2 separate regions of the Homo sapiens genome follow, and region 2 is linked to region 1. The links are chromatin loops, found by intact Hi-C in ENCODE. Cell type or tissue: natural killer cell. All regions are shown on one strand. Links, peaks and the distances in the headings refer to the core of each region. The heading gives the core; the rest is flanking DNA.

What was found. Hi-C counts contacts between places; a loop is a spot of excess contacts. Peaks named below come from ENCODE experiments on the same cell type or tissue, not always from the same donor. Only the 100,000 strongest peaks of a DNase experiment are listed, where the experiment ranks them.
Region 2: a loop joins it to region 1, with 8 times the contacts of the local background. A loop is called at or near these places in 5 of 110 quality-filtered maps.

What each region holds. Positions count from the first base shown.
Region 1 is chr12:48,929,388-48,937,661 of GRCh38, reverse strand. ARF3 (ARF GTPase 3) reads left to right here. Exons shown (of 5, transcript NM_001659.3): 5 at 1-1,939. It also overlaps a transcript of FKBP11 not described here. Among named protein-coding and RNA genes, the nearest start is that of FKBP11, 8.0 kb to the right of the region's middle. RefSeq lists a silencer at 984-1,173. In natural killer cell, for the core only: CTCF peaks have their summits at 878, 1,087 (motif pointing right) and 3,072; DNase peaks (open chromatin) are centred at 1,091, 3,141, 3,531 and 4,571; H3K4me3 peaks cover 1,570 bases; H3K27ac peaks cover 3,674 bases.
Region 2 is chr12:49,013,608-49,021,982 of GRCh38, reverse strand. It overlaps PRKAG1 (protein kinase AMP-activated non-catalytic subunit gamma 1), which reads left to right and starts at 3,207. Exons shown (of 12, transcript NM_002733.5): 1 at 3,207-3,251. The coding sequence starts at 3,243. It overlaps KMT2D (lysine methyltransferase 2D), which reads left to right. Exons shown (of 55, transcript NM_003482.4): 55 at 111-3,005. The coding sequence ends at 203. DDN-AS1 (DDN and PRKAG1 antisense RNA 1) reads right to left here. Exons shown (of 2, transcript NR_147179.1): 2 at 2,743-3,747. RefSeq lists enhancers at 2,804-3,003, 3,576-4,166 and a silencer at 7,083-7,377. In natural killer cell, for the core only: a CTCF peak has its summit at 3,352; DNase peaks (open chromatin) are centred at 1,812, 2,342 and 3,172; H3K4me3 peaks cover 1,531 bases; H3K27ac peaks cover 3,121 bases.

The DNA of each region.
Region 1 (8,274 bases), core at 1-8,000:
CTATTGTTTCCAGGCCCTCAGACCATCCTTGCTGTCCCTTCACCCTCCATGCCCCTGCCATCCTCACTCACTTCTCATAAATGGATCTGGGGGTTAGAGTGGAGGAAATAAAATCCTGAAGTGGTTGTCAGTGCTTGTGGGATGCAGTGGTCTTCAGGATTCTCCCCGCATTATTATGTAGTTGTTCAGAAGCTGTTGCTACTGCGTCTCTCTGTCTGCAGGGGGCACTTGTTCCTGAGGTCCTCGCCTGGGTCCTGACTTCTGTAGTTTCTGTGAAGACGTGGCTGTCCTGTGGGCTCCTGTGTGTGCTGGCTGCGCCCTGAGCTCCGAGACAGCTGCCCATAACCTGCTAAGGTCAGGGCCCAGGGCCCCCCACAGCATGGCTGAGGGACCCCTTCCCAGTAGGGCTGTCCCAAGCCCCACTCCATGGGGCCAGGTTTCCTGGCCACTTTTGTTGATAGCAGATGGATCAATATTAGTAACCCCATCCAAGATTGAACTGTGAAAGAGAGGTTCCAGGGGTATCTCCCTCAGTGCCAGTTACTTAGTGATGTGTTACCCAGGATGCAGCAGGTGTGTGCAGGTATCTTGCTCTCTAGGCCTGTGTGTGTGTGTGAGTGTGTGTGTATATGGGTGTGGGTGTGTTTGTGTGTGGTGGTTGTGGGGGGGGTGTTGGAGGTTCTATTTCATTTAAAAATGTATTCATTTCCCTGGCCCCACAGATGCTTCCCTCCATACTTTTTATTTGCTCTGTTTCCTCAGATTTATTTTGTCTTGCCCCATTGCCTCTCCTTCCTTGAACTCTTTCCTTTTCAATCTCAACTCATTCACTGCTGTTGCTCATTTGCCCTTTTCCATGTATTTTTTCCTACTTAGGATTTTCCACTCTATCTTTGTGGTTCATGAGGACTTTGCCTCTTCTCCTGCCTCATTCCCTGACTTTCTCTAGTTAGATGTCAGTCCTAAATAGGTTTTCCTCACTTCAGGCCTCACCCCTCACCTTGTTTTTTTGGGGGCTCCAGGGACCAATCTGGGGCTGGAAATGTTAGGAGGTTGCCTTGGTGCTGCCCCAGATCTGTCCAGCAGGGGGCAGTAAGTGATCTTGGTAGTATCCCTGGCTGCTAAGCCCTTGGCAGGGGTGGTCCTTTCTACATTCCCATTCACTTAACAGCTCTTTTGGGATTGGGTGTTTCATTCCATTTCTGCCCACTCCCTCTCCTCTCCTCTCTGGTAGGTTTAATTTTATGCTTTCCCTGATTCCAGCTTTCTGCTTCCTGAGGACTCCCGCTCCCCCCACCCCAAAGTTTGTCTGTGGTGTTATAGTGGTAACTGCAGTTCCTCCTCTGGAATGTAGACTGTATATGTTTAATAACTCACCTTCTCTATCCTTGCTCAAAATGTGGGATAACGCGATGACTGTGACCCTGGTTGGAAATTAAACTTGTTTTATGCAGCTTTGGAGCCGACCTTCATCTTTGCTGTGCAGCAGCCGTGGGACAGTAGTTTCATGGTGAGGGGAGTCCTGTTTCTGGTCCCTCTCTCCATAGTGCTCCTTCTTTCAGCAAAGGGGTAAAAGGCACACTTGATTGATAGAGAGTAAGGTTATGGAGGAACTTAGTGCCACTCCACACTGGTTATTTCTTCCCATCATACCCCGCGGCGGGGGAGCCCAAATGAATTGGGCATCAGAGTGTGAGGGCTTCGTGACTTTCCTCCTCTAGTTCTAAAGGGTTTAAACCTGAAATCAGCTGTATTTCTCACCTGTTGGTAGACTGTATGGACTTCACTGGCTGAAGGGCCCTGAACTTGGAGGGCCCCATGTGCCTCTACTCTCAGATCTCCTCAGCCTTGCACATGAGGTGCTTCTAGTTTGAACAGAGACCCCCTCACTAGTCTAGTTCTGGACTTTGGCAGTGAATAAACATGAAGGATAAACGTCTGGGCAGTGTAATGACCTTAATCCTTCTTACAACTGATGGCCCTGCATCAGCTCTACTTCAGGCGTGTGGTTTTTCATTGTCAGGATGCCAAGCCTCATCCAGAGATCCCACAAATGTCTTGAGGAATAGACCTTTTCCATAAAGCCTCCATCCTCCCATCGCACTCCCACCACTATTCTGTTCCTCCCCTGCTACCAGTGTCTGGCTCCAGGCAAAGAAAGGGATGGTGCTACCTTTAGGGTGGGTGAGGTCTGGGTGAGCCAGGCAAGCCTTCCCCAATCTTAATATTTTCTTAAGCTTTGAGGACAGAGGTCTTCCCAGCCTGCTTTTGTGGGAAAGGGATAGGATTTAGGCATATAATAAGTTTGAGAGCCCCAAGTACCAGTGTGAAGCATATAATTTATATTCAGTTACTTCCCTGCTGCCTCCCCTGCCAATTTTCCTTTTCAGCACTTCTATTATTAATAGGCCATCACCCTCAAGGACCAGTGCTTCCACCCATATATAACTCTCAAACTACTCCAACCAGACATGTCTTATCAATCCCAATGACTTTGAACATTACCCACCTACTCCTCAAGATCAGATGACACTTTCCTCCTTCCAGGCTTCTCCAAAGTTCTGCTTGGTGACAGGGTGCTGATAAGAGTATCTTTCCCAAGTGTTTTCTTTCTTCTTCTTCTTTTTTTTTTTTTTTTTTTTTGAGACGGAATTTGGTCTTGTTGCCCAGGCTGGAGGGCAATGGCACGATATCGGCTCACCACAGCCTCTCCTCCTGGGCTCCCGGGTTCAAGCAATTCTCCTGCTTCAGCCTCCTGAGGAGCTGGGATTACAGGCATGCGCCACCACACCCGGCTAATTTTGTATTTTTAGTAGAGATGGGTTTCTCCATGTTAGTGAGACTGGTCTTGAACTCCTGACCTCAGGTGATCTGCCCACCTCAGCCTCCCAAAGTGCTAGGATTACAGGCGTGAGCCACCACGCCCGGCCAGGTGTTTTATTTCTATATTAGCAAATAGATATCTTTCAGAGCTACAACCTCTCATAATGATAAGGGAGAGGACTTTAGCTGAATGGTGGGCCACTGGGGGGTCTTTGGACCCCTGAACAACTTGGGGAAGAGGATGACCTATTCCCATCTGTCCCTTAGTACTCAATTTAGAATGCCAGGAAGGAAGTAGAGGGGAGCCCTCTTGTGGCAGTTGCTGAAGCCTTCCAGTTCTTTTGAGGGGATAGGGGATGAAGAGGAGACTGAACCTGGGAGGTAGATACTTAGCACCCAGCTCTTAGGACAAACAGCAATCCCATCTTCCAGAACATGCATAGCATCAGTCATGGACTGGCGGAAGACTTGGACCCAGGGTCCACTTCAGGATAATCTGGGCAAGGGAGCTTCCCAAATGAGCCTGTAGAAAGCCAGTGGAAGGGCTTAGGTTGGCTAAGGTGGGATGGAGGGCAAAACCCTCCCCTTCATTGCAGAGTATAGGGGCAGTGGCAGAGAATGAATGTATGTGTGGGTTTCTCAGCCTTGAGGTATAAGGTCTAAAGGCTCTGGGGATTCACTGCATACACCACTTCCAGTTCAAGCGCCTAGGTTGGTTACAGCAGGAAGTTGACAAGTATGTATTTAGTACATTCGATGTTTTTAGGCATCTGCTAAAAGTAGGTCAAACCACTGAACTCAGGGAGGGGGCTGGGGATCCATTTCTAGGATGCTGTGGAATCCTTTTGGGACATCTGTAGTATACCACGTTGGGTAGTGAGAGTTGGGGGACACCCCTTCCATTGCTGCTGCTTAGTGTAGGGAGTCATGTCTTTGGGCAGCAGTAATATTATTAAGAAAAGCTTTTTTTTTTTTTGAGACACAGTCTCTGTCACCCAGGCCGGAATGCAGTGGCGTGATCTCGGCTCACTGTAACCTCTGCCTCCCAGGTTCAAGCGATTCTTGTGCCTCAGCCTTTTCCGAGTTGCTGGGATTATGAGTGCACACCACAACTCCCTGCTAATTTTTTTTTTTTTTTTTGAGACGGAGTCTCACTCTTGCCCAAGCTGGAGTGCAATGGCGTGATCTCGGCTCACTGCAACCTCTGCCTCTCAGGTTCAAGCAATTCTCCTGCCTCAGCCTCCGAGTAGCTGGGACTACAGGTATGTGCCACCATGCCCAGCTGATTTTTCTATTTTTAGTAGAGATGGGGTTTCACCATGTTGGCCAGGCTGGTCTTGAACTTGTGACCTCAAGTGATTCGCCCACCTTGGCCTCCCAAAGCACTGGGATTACAGGCATGAGCCACCGTGCCTGGCAGAAAAGCTTCTTTTCCAGTTCTGAAGAGTGTGAAGGTAGGAGAGCCAGAATTCAGTTCTCTCACTTTCCAACCCAGTACCTGGAGAGAGAGTGTCTTGCTGGTCACTGGGGAGTGATAGGATCCGGATGCCCGCCTTCCTCTTCAAGTTTTTCTTTCTGATTGGGTTTCCTGACCCTGATTGCTGGTATGGGTAAGAATGACTCTGAATTCCTGAGAAAAGGGAAGAGGGTTAGGACAGAGGAAATGGAATCATTTAGTCAGGTAAAGGGAGCAAAGCCACCGAAGGCAGTGGTTGGAGGTGTAGATGTGAGGAAGTTGGGTTGAGACCATTCACCATCAAGGCTTGAAGATGAGTGTCTGTTTGTGTGTGTCATGTTGGCTGTGAGTTGCAGAAGAGAGTATCTGGCCTCTAGTTGAGGAGCACTTCCGGCTTCTGAGCTGAACATGGTGTAGAAGAGAGGATACTCAATCCAAAACCCTGGCTATCTATGCAGAGGGCTGACCAGTTCTACCCATGTACCCTTCCTTCCCTCACCCTTCCTCACAAACCAGGCATATTGAGAGCTGTCTGGCAGTCAATCCAGGCGAGGCAGCAGGTTTGAGAATGGGCTTGTCCGCCTGGCACCTGCTTCCCCCCACTTCCACCTTCACCCCTCCATCCCATATATCGTTCAGGGTCCTCCCAGCACAGAATTGAATAGAAGGACTTTTAAGGCTTGGAGGGCTTAGCTTGGGGCTCTAACCCACAGGAATTCTTTCTGAGTTCTGAATATAGTAATAAAGGGCACTCTTGGCCTTAGGTTATAGATAGGAGATGGGGAATCTGTTCTTGTCTTTGCCAAATCTTGCATTTATGGGATGATACCTCTTTGATTAGAACAGCCATAGGGGAAGAGTGGAGGAAGTAAGTAAGTGCTTCATTCTTGGATGAATATATGCATAAACATACCTGAAAGAAAACATCTAGTCAGCTGGGGGTATGTATACCCTTGAAAATACAACACCAGGCCAGGCATGGTGGCTCAATTCTATAACCTCAACACTTTGGGAGGCTTAGGTGGGAGGATAGCTTGAGCCCAGGAGTTTGAGATCAACCTGGGCAACATGGTGAGGCCCCATCTCTATAAGAAAAAAAAAAAAAAAAAAAAAAAAAAAAATATATATATATATATATATATATATATATATATAAATATATGTTTATATGATATATATACAATTATATGTTTATATTATATATATATATATATTTTTACTTTTATTTAAAAAAAATAGAGATGGGATTTCACTATGTTGCCCAAGCTGGTTTCAAACTCCTGGGCTCAAGCAGTCCTCCCACCCCAGCCTCCCAAAGTGCTGGATTTACAGGCATGAGCCATTGTGCCCGGCCAAAAAAAAATGTTTTTAATTAGTTGGGCATGGTGGCACGTGCCTGTGGTCCCAGCTACTCAGGAGGCTGAGGCAGGAGGATTGCTTGAGCCTGAGAGATTGAGGCTGCAGTGAGCTGTGTTTGCGCCACCGCACTGGTGACACAGCAAGACCCTGTCTCAACCAAAATCAAATTTTAAACCCAAATTTATATATGCCAACTCAGGCTTTTACTTTATTAACAACCTGTTATAAATAAACACTTAAGAACATTTAAAGAGCAGTGTTCTGCTTATTCTTTGGCACATAATAGTCATGCAACCTTGATGAACAAATGGATGAATTAATAAACACCATTGTCTTTAATCAAGCTGGGCATGGTGGGTGCCCCATGAGTCTTGGAAGCCCAGGTACTGTGGTAGGGTTTCTCCTACACACTGACAGAGACACCTTTGAGTGTGGAGGCTTTTCTAGCAATGGTTCTGTGATTAAGTTGTATCTCCAGCCAGGGGTGGGCCAACTCTCCTATCTTTCCAAGAATCATCTCACCTTTCTCTGTTGTTTGGATTTCTTCTAACTTGATCCAAGGAAAAAGCTCCTTCTCTGGTCCCTCCAGGGTGCAGATGGGCTTGTGCTGCCTGTGGGTGGATATTGTGTTTAATAGTTTTGCCCTTTCCATTTCTACTACCACCTTCTCCTACTCCACTCCTCTTCCCCTTCAGGTTCCTGAACAGAGCCTCAGACCTGGATAAGACAATAGCCTTCCACCTTCACCACACTGTTCGAGTCTGCTGATACATCAGTGCAGTATGCTGTGTCATCCTTTTGCTTAGAAACTTGCAATGTGTTCCCACTGCCTTAGTCTGACATTCAAGGTTCTTCACAACTAGCCTTTTTTTTTTTTTTTTTTTTTTTTTTTTTTAAGCTGGAGTCTCGCTCTGTCGCCCAGGCTGGAGTGCAGTGGCGCGATCTCGGCTCACTGCAAGCTCCGCCTCCTGGGTTCACGCCATTCTCCTGCCTCAGCCTCCCGAGTAGCTGGGACTACAGGTACCCGCCACCACGCCTGGCTAATTTTTTGTAATTTTAGTAGAGACGGGGTTTCACCGTGTTAGCCAGGATGGGTCTCGATATCCTGACCTCGTGATCCGCCCGCCTCGGCCTCCCAAAGTGCTGGGATTACAGGCGTGAGCCACTGCACCCGGCCTACAACTAGCCCTTAATTCCCTCTCCAGCCACCTCTCTCTAGTCTCTGGCCAAATCCCTTACTTTAGCCAAATCAGTCCATTCATTTTTCCCAAACATCTGGCCCTCTGCCTTCACCTCCTTTCTCACTTGTTTAAAAATCCCACTCCAAGATCTAGCTCAAGTTTCACCTCCTCCACAAAGCTGCCTGTGCCCTCTGCAACTACAAGGACTTTTATAGTTTTTCCCCACGTTGGCTCCTTTAGCTCTGTTAGCACAACTCATTTAACACCTCCCACTCATTCCCTTGTATTGCTATATATCTTGTTTATTCGTGTAATATTTAATATTAAAAATTATTTTTATAACCTGAGAAGTAACATCTGAGCAGGAAAAAAATTATAACCAAAGTAATTTCTATTGTAAAAGATCCAAACAATACAAAAATATACAGAGCAACATGTGGGACATTGCCCTTACTCTTCTCTCTCCCATGCCCAAACGTAACCATCCTCAGCTATTTGATGTGCATCCTTCTAGTTCCTTTTTTAAATGTATGTGCTGACACATGTTTGTGGAGGGGTTAAAATATAAATGGGCTCATATCACATCTGTTATTCTGCTACTTGCTTTTTTACTTAGGGTATATATACATTTGTCTTAGAGATTTTCTATATTAGTGTAATTAGATCTCCTTTTAATGGCTTCTCAGTATTTCATAGTATAATTTCTTCAAAGTAAAACATACTGTCTAGAATCTATTATTTGGAGGCTATCGTGTAGCTAGTACTTAGCTCCAGACATGATTGCAACCTTGACCTTGCCATCAGTTAGCTGGCTCTTTGGGGGAGATAGGAAGGGAGGAATGGGGCATACACAAATAACTGCAACAAAAGGAAAAATATAATAATGTCCACAAGTGTATGCCTGGAGATCCTAGCTAAGAGAATCAGGACTTCACAGAGGAAATGATATTTGAGCTTAGCCTGGAGGGAGCTTGACAGGTAAAAGAAGTGTATGAGTTCAGGCACAGAGATGGAAACAGAAGATGTAGGTTTGTCTGATGCCAGACCACAGTCCATGAGCAGGAAGGGAATTTGGCTCAATTCACAAACATTTACTGAGCATTGATGTGTCAGACACTATACTAGCAATGAAGATTTAGAAATGAGAAACATGAGGTTCCTGTCTCTAAGAGGGATTCAGTTTAATGGAATAAAAGCCAAGTTTGGAAAAGCAGATTAGGGCTGGATGACAAGCTTTCAGTTGTCATGTCAAGGAGTTGGAATTTTATTCACGTGGGCAATGTGAAGCCATGGTAGGCTTTTTAGTGGGCAGATGATGGGACTGAAACTGTAGATAGCAGCAGTGTACACAGTGGTCCAAAGTAGGGAGAGGCTAGGGATCAGGGGCTTATTATTTTTTGAGACAAGGTCTCTGTCACCTAGGCTGGAGTGCAGTGGCGTGATCATGGCTTACTG
Region 2 (8,375 bases), core at 1-8,000, 84 kb before region 1:
GCCATTCCCTAAATGTGGATTCCTAGGCTGGGCACCTCAGATCATATCTTCTCTGGCCTCCCCTCTTCCTGTGGGGGACTAGCATTGATTCTGCCCTCTTCTCTTTTCAGCTAACCTATGACTATCAGTTTGATTTTGAGGACGATCAGCACAAGATCCCCTGCCACTGTGGAGCCTGGAATTGTCGGAAATGGATGAACTAAGAAGCTTTGAGGCTACCAGGCAGGGGAGTCCCCCTACCCACAACCTCTTCCCTGAAAGGGATGAGGGGGAAGAGAGGTAGCAGCCAGAGCCAGGACCCAGGGTTGGGGCTGCCGGCTGACCCGGAGCCCCTGGAGCAGGAGGCTGGGGCAGAGGGCCCTAGGCCAAGCCCACCCTGGGCACCAGGGACAATCCTCTTCCCCACCACCGGCCCTCAGGCTGGCATCTCTGCCCCCAGCTCCAGGAGGGGCCAGACAGAAGCAGCCATTGGGCATCTCAGGTTTGAGGGGGATATGGGCCGGGAACTACCCAGAAGCATCTGGGAGGCAGCAGGGTGGGGGAAGAGGATGTGTGGCCGGGCCTCACAGCCCTGCTGCTCCCACTGACCTCTCCGGCCCAACTCACGGCTGCAAAGAGACTTGACTAAGCTTGACAATCCCAAAGGCCGGGTCCCACACCTGGCCCTGCCTGCCGGGTCCTGCCCCCACCCTCACCCCCATCCCCCTCCCTCTTGATCTGTCTCTGTTTCCCTCTTTTCCTCTGTGTTTCTGTCTCTCTATGGGTTGTGTTTCCTTGTTTTCCACTCTGACAAATGCAACATGAACGGGAAAGAGGCGCCCAGCTGCCTAGGAGGGCAAGCTGGGCAAGCCGGGCAAGGAGACCCCGCACCCACACCTACCTCATTTAAGTGTTGGATTTTTTGCTGTTTTGAAATGTGAGACCCTCTCCAAGCCCCCTACTGCCCCAACCCTCTCCCCCACCTCACTGCCCTCTTCTGAGTGGGTGGAAGGGGGGTAGGAGGAGGAAGAAAAACAACAACAAAAAATCCATCTTTGTTTTTAATTATGGGCATGGGATGGTGGTTGAGGCAAATGATGATGAAGATTGGGGATGACTGGCCCCTAGTTGCTCTAGGACTTCCTTCTCCATCTGGACATGGGGGCAGGAGGGAGCTAAACCTAGGACCAGGATATCTCCCTCCTGTTTTCCCAACCTCATCATGAGCCTGTTTGCCCTCCAGCCCCTGGACGGGTTGGGTGGGGGGTAGGGTGAGGGCTATCCCTGAGTGGCATGCCCATACCTAGTGAGGCAGGGTGTGGCCCGGAGCTCCCACTTTCCCTCAGTCACCAAACTGCTGCTGGTCTGGTGGGAAGGGGTGGTGATGTGGGGGTGGGGGAGCTTAGTGTCAGCGCGGGGAGGGTGGGGGGTATTTATCTATTTATACATGGGATTGTACATAGTCTTGTGGGGCATGGGGGAGCCGGCTGGAGGTGAGAACCCTCCCCTCTCCCCCCACCCCCCGGGGAGAGCAAATGTAAAACTACTAATTTTTGTGCTTTATATATTCTATATAAATATATCTATTTTCTTTTTACAAAACCAGTTTATAAATGGTAGGGGGGTGTGGGGCGGACACATGGAGCTCCCCTTGTGGGGGGGCCCCCTCCATTACCCGACCTACCGCCCTTTTCCTCACCCCCCACCCCACTCCCCACCCCCTGGCTGTGACTGCTGTAAGATGGGGGTATAGAGGCTGGGCAATTCCCACCCCCTGTTGTATAGTTGGACTATGTTATAACGCACAAAAGAGAGCTGACCCCAGGGGGAGCCAGAGGGTGATGGGTTCCTTGCCTCCCTTTCCTTCCCCTTTCTGCCCAAGCTTGTGCTGCAGTTGAACCTCTTCCTGGGGGTGGGAGTAGGTAAGGGGTGGGTGAGGCCCCAAACCCCTCTCTGGTAGGGAACCGTGGGGATGAAGATGAAGCTTATATGCAGTTCTCTTCTAGGGGCTGTGGGCAAAGGGCATTTTGTAATTAATATTTTCAAGAATCAGATGTCTGGAGTGTAGGGGTGGGCTTGGTGGTGGTGGACGGGCGGGCCTGCTGGAGGGGGAGCTTGGTCGCTGTTGTGATTTTAGGTTTGTTTTTGTTTTGTTTTGAATTTGGGGGGTTGTGGATTGTTGGGGGTAGGGAGATTTTTTTTTTTTAAAGCTGCTTCCTCAACTGTTTCAAGCTGCAAATGTTTAAGAGAATAACAGCCCCCACTCCCACAGGAACCGCTGTAATTAAATCAGACAGTAGGAAGACTGGGCTGCTGCCCTCAAAGCCACAGCCCTTGGATGTTCCTTTTCCGAGAGCAGAAGGTCTAGGCTACAGGGAGGGGGAGATTGGCTCCCGTGAGTCAGGCTGTGTTTGGGGCTTGGGCCCTGGGATTGGGAAAAGGGGATGGGGCAGACTTTGTAAGCATATGCTAGGTATCCGATAGTCCTGTAGAATTTAGTGAAGAAACCTTATACAGTTTTTAATTTTTATATAAACTATAACTCAGACCCAAGCTACAAGGTTGGAATTTTGGTTGGTTTTTTTTTTAAGTACCCTGCCTGTATAATTGCATCAGAATCCCCCACCCCACCCCCCGCCCCCGTGTTTGTATTTTGGGTTGGTTTACACTCGCACATACTCAGTTTTCAGTTTTCCCCTTTACAGTCTTCTCCCCTCACCTCCAGGACCCTCCCCCTTTTTAAAAAATAAATCGCTGACAAGTGTGAATCCCGTGAAGACTTTATTTTGTGTTGTGTGTATCCTGTACAGCAAGGTTGGTCCTTCGTAACAACGGATGAAATGGTTCCCTTTTTTAAAGCGCCCTCTCTCCCTCCACCCTCAGCGCCCCTGTCCTTGGCATGTTTTGTATCAGCGATCATTCTGAACTGTACATATTTATGTTGCGAGAGGCAAAGGGCAAGTTTTGGATTTTGCTTCTTCCAAGTTTGTTTTTAAACGACAAATAAAAAAAGAACATTTTAAATACAAGCGGCTCCGTCCCATGACCCTCGCCGTCAGCCGGATCCGTGCGGTCCGCGAGGACCCGGGGGAGGGCGGTTACCGAGGCCCGCCACCGCCGGAAGGGTGGGTTCCTTGCCTTCCGCCCCAGTCTGGCGACTGCCATGACGTGGGCGGAAGTGGCGTCGCCGCACCGGATGTGGGGCGGGGCCTGCCCCAAGAGAGTTTCCTAAAGCGAGGAAACCAAGCCGGGCGCCTCTTGCAATGGAGACGGTGAGGAGTGCAGGAGGGCGGTCGGGGGCGCTGTGGAGCCTAAGACACCCCCCCAACCCTTAGGAGACCGGGAGGGCCGGGCAGGGGCTGGCGCTGGTGTCTAGCAAACAAAAAGCAGCCGGGTGTCTGCCCTATCCCGTGACCCTGTTCCTCCGCTTCTTCGTTGGGCGCATCTCCTGGAACTGGGCCGCGTCCCCGCCGCCTTTCCGTACGCGGTACCCTTAGCCCAAGCAGGCAGTGACTCCTGGCTCCCTCCTTGGGGCCCACGTATGCCGTGGCAATCTCGGGCCTCCTTTCCTATTGGCACCTCAAGCCCTTTTAGAGGTTTGAGAGCGCAGGGTTGTGAGCCGGCTTTGCTGGGTGAGGCACGGGGCGTCCAGAGGGATCTCCGCTTGCAGGTAGCTCCTGGACCTCGATGGTCTTTCTGTGATCCCTGCAATCCCCGGCAGGAGGACATCTGAAGATCTTTATACTGCGTCCAGTGAAGTCACATTCCCTTAATAAGACCGAGAATTGAGGTTTGCTTGAAAGAGGAAATCTTGCAGTGTTAGAGGCCGATGTGTCCCTGGACAATTTTAGGTCATGGCCCGCTCTGCGACTCTAAGCAGGGGTTTTGGCATAGCTCATTCTTGGCGAGCAGGCATTGACCAATTGTGGCAGGGCCCTGTCACCCTCCCACAGATGCTGCGGGTTGCCTGCTACATGTTTGCACCCACCCTCACTCTCAGGAGTCTTTTTCTAGCGCTCTGTAACCCCTCCCATACACTTCCCTCTCCACAGTTTTTAACCATGTGTCTTCTTTCAGGCAGAGTAACTCTTTCCATCTTGGTTTTTATCATCTGCTACTGTAGTTACGAAAGGACTGCAGGTTCACTTTGCTTTGGATTACATGCCCAGAGTAATTCTTTGCCACACCGTTTCTCTGCTCACAGAGAGGTTGTTTCTTTCAGGTTTTCAAAAAGAAAACCGACCAAAGTACTAAAATGATTCGCAGTTGGTCTCCCAGGCAAGGGAGCCAATTCTGACTAATCAGGATAATCTTAAACAAAAATAAGGAGTCTAATTCCATTAAATTTAAAATGACATGTCATATTCTACTTACTTGTAAATGTATTATGGTTTACAAAGCATTTTTATATAGATTTTCTAATTTAGCCTTTACACTTTATGTACTGGATTAGGCTCTGGGGTAGAAGTTAAAAAGAGGAAAAAGAAAACTCAGCCAGGTGTGGTGGCTCACGCCTGTAATGCCAGTACTTTGGGAGGCCAAGGCAAGTGGATTGCTTGAGCTCAGGAGTTCAGCATCAGCCTGGGCAACATGATGAAAGCCTGTCTCGACAGAAACAAAAATACAAAAATTACCCAGGCGTGGTGGTGGTGGTGTGTGCCTGTAGTCCCAGCTACTCGGGAGGCTCAGGTGGGAGGATCGCTTGATCCAAAGAGGTGGAGGCTGGAGTGAGCTGAGATCATGCCACTGCACTCCAGTCTGAGTGACACAGTGAGATCCTGTCTCCAAAAAAAAAGAAAAGAAAGAAAACTCCTGCTTTGAAAATGTTCAGCCTAACTGGAGTGATGGTGAGGGCAAGCCAGCAACAGCTGTTATTTAAAGGTAGACTATAATAAATGCTGTCATCAATATGAAAACAGAGGACTGTGACAGAATAGCTGAGAGAAAAATTACTTTGGACCTAGGAGAGGGCACTGCAAATTGAGAGAACAGTGTGAGCAAGGGCACTGAAATTGGGGTATGTAGAGAACTGGGGGTGAGCCAGCGGCATGATGTTGCTGGCTTTGGATTTTGGTCACAGTGGGAGAAAAGACTGGAAAAGCAGGCTAAGATCAGGTTGAAGGTATTACACACCATGCTAAATTTGAACTTTGTTTTGTAATAGGGGACCCATGGAAGATTTATGAGCAAGTCAGTGAATGTCCTTTAGGAATGTTCATAGCAGCTTTCTGTACATGGACTGAGCTACTTCGAAAAGTAAAGTTTCTTGTTAATGGGGATGAAAGTCCCTTCCAAATCTGAGATGCTTTGGTGAACAAACTTGGTGAAAGCATGAAAGATAAATTGAAGAACAGATAGATTTGGGCCAAGGACCCCAGTTTAAACAACGTTGCAGAGGTGAGAGGTAAAAGCCTAAATTAAGGCTGTGATATTGGCAATGAGAGAGATGGATCTGAGACATTTCTAACATACCAGCTTAGCTGATAAGTGTTAAGAAGACAGCTGTGCAAAACAAAAAAACAAGATGGGAACCACAGCGAGAATAATAGGATTGGAGGGACAAATGTTTTGTTTCGTATTCAAGCATTTGAGGAGTCTCTGTGACATCTATGGTTGTCAAACAAATAATTGGAAATGTAGATCAGAAGTTTGGAAGAAATTGCGAGTCTATTTGTCAGATGTAGACTGTGTCTCTGTAATATTTTGTACTTGCGTGGTACAGTGGTACTTTCTCAGGTCCCTTATGTTATTAAAAGTAGAAAGGAGGCCAGGAGCAGTGGCTCTTGCCTGTAATCCCAGAATTTTGGGAGGCCAAGGTGGCCGGATCGCTTGAGCCCAGGAGCTCAAGACTAGCCTGGTCAACATAGCGAGACCCCATCTCTACAAAAAAATACAAAAAGTAGCTGGGCCTGGTGGTATGTTCCTGTAGTCCCAGCAGCCCGGGAGGCAGAAGTCGGAGAAGCTGGGGAAGTTGAAGATGCAGTGATCTGTGATCATGCCGCTGCACTCCAGCCTGAATGACAGAGTGACACCCTGTCTCAAAAAAAAAAAAAAAGGTAGAAAGGAGTAGATGTAATTACATAATCCCCCCTCTGATATGGTGAAACAGGCAGAAAGTTAAAAGTCACGGCCAGGCTCGGTGGCGCATACCTGTAATCCCAGCACTTTGGGAGGCCGAGGCGGGTGGATCACGAGGTCAGGAGTTTAAGACCAGCCTGGCCAACATAGTGAAACCCCGTCTCTACTAAAAATACAAAAAAAAACTTAGCTGGGCGTGGTGGCAGGCATCTGTAGTCCCAGCTACTTGGGAGGCTGAGGCAGGAGAATCGCTTGAACCCCGGAGGCGGAGATTACAGTGAGCCAAGATCGCATCACTGCACTCCAGCCTGGGAGACACAGCGAGACTCTGCCCACCCGCCCAAAAAAAAAGTCACATATGCAGTTGTGTTTGACTCTCTTATGTTGGTATCTGTATCTCTAGTTAGCTCTATGTTTCTTTCCTCCCTCTGTAACTTAGTCTTGGGCATATCTGTTCATATCAGTGTGCATCATTCTTTGAGAATTAAAAAACAAAACAACTGTGAATTATATGCAAAACCCTGTGCTTGGTGGTATGGGAGATACAAAGTATAAGATAGTTCTAGGTTTCCAGGAATTTATAATCTGTTTGGATAGATAATGAACAAAATAACTGTAGCACAGTACAGTATATATCATATGATGGGTAAATTCTACAGAAGTAGCTGTTTTTGTGCCTTTGTGTAGATCTTTGTGAGACTCTGATATATCATGTGTCTATCTTTATCACAGCCCTCTCTCCCACTTATAAGTGATGAGGCTGTTGTTCTGATAGTCTTGCCAAAATGGCAGGCCAAGCTGACAGTCTTATGCAGTCCAGTGGGAAGAGGGAGATTATCCCCCTTACTCCCTGCACTCTCCCCTAGCCCATTAAGGGAGAAAAGTTTAGGGCTGTCTTAAACTTCCCTGGTTTAGGAAGTTTGTCAGCCAACCTCCCAGGTTGAAGTTTTTAATGTCATGTTACTACAGAAGCTATGGGGATGAAGTATGGTTTTATTTTGGAGATATCACCCAGAGAAAATGGAGCCAAGACTGTTGATGCTAGCAGATGAAAATTGTTGTGATCCCTTCTGGGTTCCTAAATAACAATGGCATTTCCAAATGTTCCCACTTGAGGGAGCACAGAAATGGTTCTAAGTTTTGTCTAGTCAAAGCACTCTCTAATCTCAGACTATCTTGGGAAGGGAAACTTGGAAAACCAGCATCCCCTGGCTATAGCAGCCTTTGACTCACAAGGGTGCTGAGTGGACTCAAGTTCCCAGTTTCAGTACATTCGTGTTCCTTATCCACCTCTCAGTCATTCAGGTTTTGACTGGCTGACAGTCAGCTACTGGGATCCTCCCCAGTTGTGGCTCTCTCTCTGCCATGGAGCTAGACAATGGTGGAACCAGTGTCTGTGGTTCTAGTGCCTACAACTATGCCTAGTGAGTGTCTGTGTTTGGGGAAGACAATGCTGTCTCTCTGGCTTCCATGTTTTAATAAAGTAGATCTGTGAGAATCTTGTAGGGGTTAGCCCTAAGCTCAGATCTTTAGTCTTAGCTTTTAGGACCTAGTGTTTCATTAGGCAGTATAGTGTACAAGAACATGAGCTTTGCAGATAATGCTCGTTCAGCTCAGAAGTGGATAGAAGCATTTCTGGAAGGCACAATATTGTAGCAGTATTGGTTTCTTCTCTTCTGTGATTCCAGAGAGGTAGAATTTCATCAGAATGGAGTAAATACATTCAAAAATTTTATAAAAATGGCCGGGCGTGGTGGCTCATGCCTGTAATCCCAGCACTTTGTGAGGCTGAGGCGGGCAGATCAGTTGAGGTCAGGAGTTTGAGACCAGCCTGGCCAACATGGTAAAACCCCATCTCTGTTATAAATATGAAAATTAGGTGGGTGTGGTGGTGCACGCCTGTAATTCCAGCTCTCAGGAGGCTGAGGCACGGGAATTGCTTGAACCCAGGAGGAGGCAGTTGCAGTGAGCCAAGATCACGCCACTGCACTCCAGCCTGGGCAACAGAGCAAGACTCTGCCTCAAAACAAAACAAACAAAAAAATTTACAAAAATGAACACTGCCAAGATAAACCCAACCAAACTCTTCATCAGTTATAAGAAATTATTTTGTTAGGTATACGTAGTTTTTTAAAAATTTGTTTTTTCAAGTATGTTATTTATTAAAATTTTGATGTAAACAAAAGCAAACCACAAGCTCTGGAACCAGAAGATAGGTGTTTGAATGCCTACTCCACCCCTTATCAGCCATGTGACCTTGGGCAAGTTGCTTAATGTCTCTTGACCCTCAGAGACAATCTGTGAAAATAAGGCTAATA